Linked DNA regions of Homo sapiens: region 2 is linked to region 1. The links are chromatin loops, found by intact Hi-C in ENCODE. Cell type or tissue: IMR-90. All regions are shown on one strand. Each heading gives the region's core, and the rest is flanking DNA. Links, peaks and the distances in the headings are about the cores only.

Evidence for each region. Hi-C counts contacts between places; a loop is a spot of excess contacts. Peaks named below come from ENCODE experiments on the same cell type or tissue, not always from the same donor. Only the 100,000 strongest peaks of a DNase experiment are listed, where the experiment ranks them.
Region 2: a loop joins it to region 1, with 2.5 times the contacts of the local background. A loop is called at or near these places in 4 of 110 quality-filtered maps.

Annotation. Positions count from the first base shown.
Region 1 is chr9:37,289,554-37,292,483 of GRCh38, forward strand. All of the region lies in intron 2 of ZCCHC7 (zinc finger CCHC-type containing 7), which reads left to right. Among named protein-coding and RNA genes, the nearest start is that of LINC01627, 100 kb to the right of the region's middle. In IMR-90, for the core only: no CTCF peak of the experiment used is centred there; DNase peaks (open chromatin) are centred at 1,458 and 1,868; H3K27ac peaks cover 286 bases.
Region 2 is chr9:37,233,335-37,236,264 of GRCh38, forward strand. All of the region lies in intron 2 of ZCCHC7 (zinc finger CCHC-type containing 7), which reads left to right. Among named protein-coding and RNA genes, the nearest start is that of ZCCHC7, 110 kb to the left of the region's middle. In IMR-90, for the core only: no CTCF peak of the experiment used is centred there; no DNase peak of the experiment used is centred there.

The sequences.
Region 1 (2,930 bases), core at 108-2,607:
CAGAGGTACTATCTTTTTTGGACTGAATTATTGCAGTAACATTCTAACTGATCTCCTTGCTTCTATACTTGCCCTTCCCATCTATTTTTTCTTCTCAGTGGAGTGATTCTTTGAGTTATAAGTCAAATCATATTACTCTTACGAGTTTTTGTTTCACTCAGAGTAAAAGTCAAAATCCTTATAATGGCCTACAAAGCCCTTCATAAACTAATACCTCTGTACTCTTATCTTCACATTCCCTTCATTTTCTGCACTCTAGCCATACTGGCCTGTCTCCGGTTCCTTAAACACATCAGGAATATTTTTGCCTTAAGAACTTTGCTTTGGCTGTGCCTACTGCCTAGAATGCTCTTACCGCAGAAGTACATGGCTAATTCTTCCATCTCCTTTAAGTTGTTGCTTAAATGTCAGTGAAGGGTATTCTGTCTACCCTATGTAAAATTATAACCCGTACCCAATTTCCATTACCCTGCTCTACTTTTTCTTTTTTCCAAAGCTCTTATGCCTCTCTAATGTACATCATTTACATATTTAATATGTTTGGTTTTTAATTGTTTCACTTTCCCACTAGACGATAAGTTCTATCAAGGAAAGCAATGTCTATTTTGTTCATTGATATGTATATCCCAAGCATCTAGAATAGTGCTTGCAAATGATAGTAACTGAGTTAATATTTGTTGAATAATAAACGAATGGTAAATATTGGGAATAATTGTAATGTTTAGTTTAACCCTGAATATACCGTCAGGTTTATTGGACCCAATTTTAGTTTGAAAATTTTTTTTTATTTTGAGTGTTTCTAACTATTTGTAAGAATTGAGGCCAGGTGCAGTGGCTCATGCCTGTAATCCCAGCACTTTTGGAGACCAAGGCGGGTGAATCACTTAAGCCCAGGAGTTCAAGACCAGCCTGGGCAACGTAGCAAATCCCCATCTGTACAAAAAATACTAAAGTTAGCCAAGTGTGGTGGCATGTCGCAGTAGTACCAGCTACTTGGAGGGCTGAGATGGGAGGATTGTTTGCACCCGGGAGGCGGATGGAGGTTGCAGTGAGTTGAGATGGGGCTGTTGTACTCCAGCCAGAGCGACAGAGTGAGACTCTGTCTCCAAAAAAAAGGAATTGATAGTACATACTTTGATTCTTTCTTAAACGTCTTCCAAAGACTAGAGAAGAGTTTTACTTTTCTTCACAATAAAACTAATTCTGTTTCAGAATTACTGTGTGGGTACATTGGACCCTTTTATAAATCTAAGATACTTCATGGCCTCCTGCCATATCTTGAAAAACTATACTGTTTCATCATCCTAGGAATAATTTTATCATTACTTATTCATTATTTCCAGTTGTACTGAAAAAGACTAAATTATTAATTTTTTAAAAAAACAGAAGAATGATGAAATTGCCTAGAAGGATAATGCAGGAGTGACATGAATCATCACTGTTACATCATCCTTCACTTTTATTATTGTGCTGCCTAAAGTATTGCATTATCTTTCAAGAATGTGCAGTAGAAGTCTGGAGACACACTGTCTTTATAATCTTCTTTCACTTTCATTGAACAAGGCTGAGAATTCACAATTTTATATTTTCCACACAAAATGGCAAATAGGAAATTGACAAAACATGTTTTCACAATTTTTAGATGAATCAGAAGATGAATGCAAAGAAACACGTAGTCTAGGTACTAGAACCTAATGATGTAATGAACTTCATCTTTTAAGTAATTCTCAGACTACGATTTTTCAGTGGATATTGGTAGATGTTTTTTCTAAAACTCAAGAACTGATAAGTGAATGATGTATTTCTGTGTAAAAAAAAAAAGCAGAGTATTCTCATAGTTACTCATTCAACAGAACATTGTTCATCACACAATATATGACAGGAATCTGAATCATCCTGCTTTGATAAGGACATGTGATTTTTTTTATATTTTATGATATTTGTGCATCTAAATTTACTTCATCTGGTTTCTATCAAATGGGCAAATGCTGTAGACAGGTATATATGCAGGGGCGATTAGAAGGAAATAGATGATATAGAAATGAAAAATTTTTTTTCAATTGATCATTCTGATTGTTGCTTATGAATCTAAAAGTGAAAATGTTTTACAGTTTTTTTGTTTTTGTTTTTGTTTTTTTGAGATGGAATTTTGCTTTTTGAGATGGAGTTTTCTCTTGTTGCCCAGGCTGGAGTGCAATGGTGCAATCTTGGCTCACCGCAACCTTCACCTCCTGGGTTCCAGTGATTCTCCTGCCTCAGCCTCCCGAGTAGCTAGGATTACAGGCATGTGCCACCATACCCGGCTAATTTTGTATTTTTAGTAGAGACGTGGTTTCTCCATGTTGGTCAGGCTGGTCTCGAACTCCCGACCTCAGGTGATCCGCCTGCCTTGGCCTCCCAAACTGCTGGGATTACAGGCGTGAGCCACTGCGCCTGGCCATGTTTTACAGTTATTAAGCAAAGAAGAAATATATTTAAAATCTGATATGAGTATTTTTAAACAGATGTAATCTAGGTTCATGCATGATAATTGATGAGTAGTTGCATTCCACATGTTGCATATTTCAGGTATGTTTATGGAATAATATGCGTTTGCTGTCTTTATAGTCTCATTAAAATGTCTTATAAAATTATTTTTCATTATCTCTTTATTCTTCTATAAATTATGAAATGACTTAGTTTATTAAAAGGTCCCATTGGACCCAGATAGTGAATGGTGAAAACTATTTTTCCTAGTATAAAGGAGCAGGAATATAATGAAAAGGCACTAGAGATGTGAAGATGACTAAACTTGGAGAGATGAAGTACTGGTGGCTGGTAGGGTAGTAGGTAGACTTTTTAGGCCAAGTAAATGAAACAACTAAACTGCTATTAAATTCAGAAAAATTAAAATGTTGTGTAAGAAGAAAAATAATGTACTTCATTCACTA
Region 2 (2,930 bases), core at 273-2,772, 56 kb before region 1:
TTAGGCATATGACCTGGGAAATTGTGAACTACTTTCTCTTTTGGCTTTTGGACTTCCTGTTGGGTTTTGGGTATAATATGCTTATAAAGATAGATTTTTATTAATTGTGATTGGACTTCTTACTGAGAGCACTTTCTGAAAATGTTAATTTTCTTAATTGCATACCAGTGTTAAATAATGAGATCACAACTATTTTTGAACAATTAGAGGTTATGTTCTCTTTAAGAACTGATTCTGTAGTCTCTATCCATAAATCTTTCCTCACCTTGTTTAGTGGTAAGGTCAAGTAACCATTAAGTAGACTGAAATATCCCCAGATCAGGCATTCATTCACCATCTTTTAGTATTGCAGTGGAGCCACAGAATTACTAGGAATGGCAGAGAATGGCACTACATGAAGGAATGACAGGAGACTGACAGGGTCAAGAGAAAATGATGGAGGGTTTTAGAAACCCAAACCAAAGGAAAGAAAGAAAAAAGAAGGTAAGGAAGTGGGGATTAGAGGGTGTTTTTTGGTGGTTGTTTTTGTTTTGTTTTGAGACGGAGTCTTACTGTGTCTCCCAGGCTGGAGTGCAGTGGCACGATCTCGGCTCACTGCAACTTACACCTCATGGGATCAAGCGATTCTCCTGCCGCAGCCTCCTGAGTAGCTGGGACTACAGGCGCCTGCCACCACGCCCGGCTAATATTTGTATTTTTAGTAGAGACAGGGTTTCACTATGTTGGCCAGGGTTTCACTATGTTGGCCAGGCTTGAACTCCTGACCTCAGGTGATCCACCCGCCTTGGCCTCCCAGAGTGCTAGAATTACAGGCATCAGCCACCACGCCCGGCCAGGATAGGGATTTATTGACTCACTTAGGCATTTATCTGTTCTCAGCATAGCTGGATCATTCTAGATCTATTCTAGAGGTCCAAGCATTAACACTAGCTCATCCTGTTTCTCAGATCTATTGTTCTCTGTGCTGACTGGCTTCATTCGTAGGCCTTCTGTAGTAAGAGGAAAATGGCTTTGGGTACTTTTGACTTCCATGTCCTTAACACCTATGTCTCAGACAGAGATAGTATCTTTTTTGATAATTCTGGTTAAAGCACAAGAAGTTCTTTCATTGGTTCAGCTTGGATTATTCCTGGTCCAATCAGTGGGGTCTGATGTTTGGATTGGATGGGTGTGAATGGTGTACCCACCTCCCTAATGGGGATGCAGTGAAGTATAGGGTGGTTAACCATCCCTTATCACCATCCATACCCTATGGATAGATTTTCTGATAAGAAACACAGAAGAAAGGAAATGATGCTAAAGAGAGTAAATAGTTAACTGTTAAAAGACCAAAACCTAGTACTTGTGTCATCTAATAGAGAATCCTATGTACATTGTACACTTCCTTTTTTTTAGAAAAATTAAAATAATTTTAAATAGTCTTTGTGAAAGCTTCAAAGATTCTTCCAGGCCTTATGTGTTTGTCCTTTCAGCTTTTCATTATAACTTTATGAAAATATTTTAGCCACTCTTTTAACAATTTATTGAATGTCTGCTATGTCGTTTTACCTGCAGTGTCATTTAATCTTTTCTCAAGTTGATAATTTAAAAAATAACTTTCTAAGTTTTATTTTTATTTGATTATGTACAATATATTCAATTCATATTTGTGGGGTACAGTATGATGTTTCAATACATGTATACACTGTATAATGATCAAATCAGGGTAGTAGTGTATCCATCACCTCAAACATTTATCATTTCTTTCTGGCAAGTACATTCAAAATGTTACATTCAAAATCCTCTTTTCTGGTTATTGTGAAAAATATACAATGTAGTATTATTGTTAATTGTAATCACTGTACTTGTACTGTGCAACAGAAAACTAGAACTTATTCCTCCTATCCATCTGTTCTTTTATACCTATTGACTAACCTCTCTCCATCCAGTCTTTGGCCAGTCTCTGGTAACCACTATTCTACCCTGTACATCTGTGAGAGCTGCTTTTTTAAACTCCGTATATGGGAGAAATCATGTGGTATTTGTCTTACTGTGTCTGGCTTATTTCATTTAATATAATGTCCTCCAGGCTTATCCATGTAGCCAAAAAGGACAGGATTTTATTCTTTCTTTTCTTTCCTTTCTTTCCTTCCTTTCCTTCCTTCCTTTCTTTCCTTCCTTCCTTCTTTTTCTCCCTTCCCCTCTCCCCTCCCTTCCCCTCCCCCCTCCCCTCCCCTCCCCTCCCCTCCCTTCCCTTCCCTTCCCTTCCCTTCCCTGTCCTTTTTTTCTTTTCTTTCAAGACAAGTCTCACTCTGTCGCCAGGCTGGAGTGCAGTGACACAATATTGGCTCATTGCAACCTCCGACTCCCTGTTCAGGCAATTCTCCTGCCTCAGCCTCCCGAGCAGCTGGGATTACAGGCACACACCACCATGCCCAGCTAATTTTTGTGTTTTTAGTAGAGACAGGGTTTTACCATGTTGGCCAGGATGGTCTCCATCTCCTGACCTCGTGATCCACCCACCTTGGCCTCCCAAAGTGCTGGGATTACAGGTGTGAGCCACCGCACCTGGCCCTTATTCTTTTTTTAATGGCTGAATAGTATTCATTGTGTATCTATATCACATTTTCTTTGTCTGTTCCTCTGTTGGTGGGCAGATAGATTGATTCTATATCTTGGCTAATGTGAGTAGTGCTACAATAAACAGTGCAGATATCTCTGACATACTGATTTCATTGTCTTTGGATAAATAACTCAATGGGATTGCTGGATCATATGGTAGCTCTACTTCTAGTTTTTTGAGGAACCTCCACACTGTTTTCCATAATGGCTGTACTAATTTACATTCTCATCAGCATTGTATAAGGGTTCCCATTTCTCCACATCTATGCCAGCATTTGTTTTTTGTCATGATACTGGCCATTCTTATAGGTGTGAGATGATACATTATT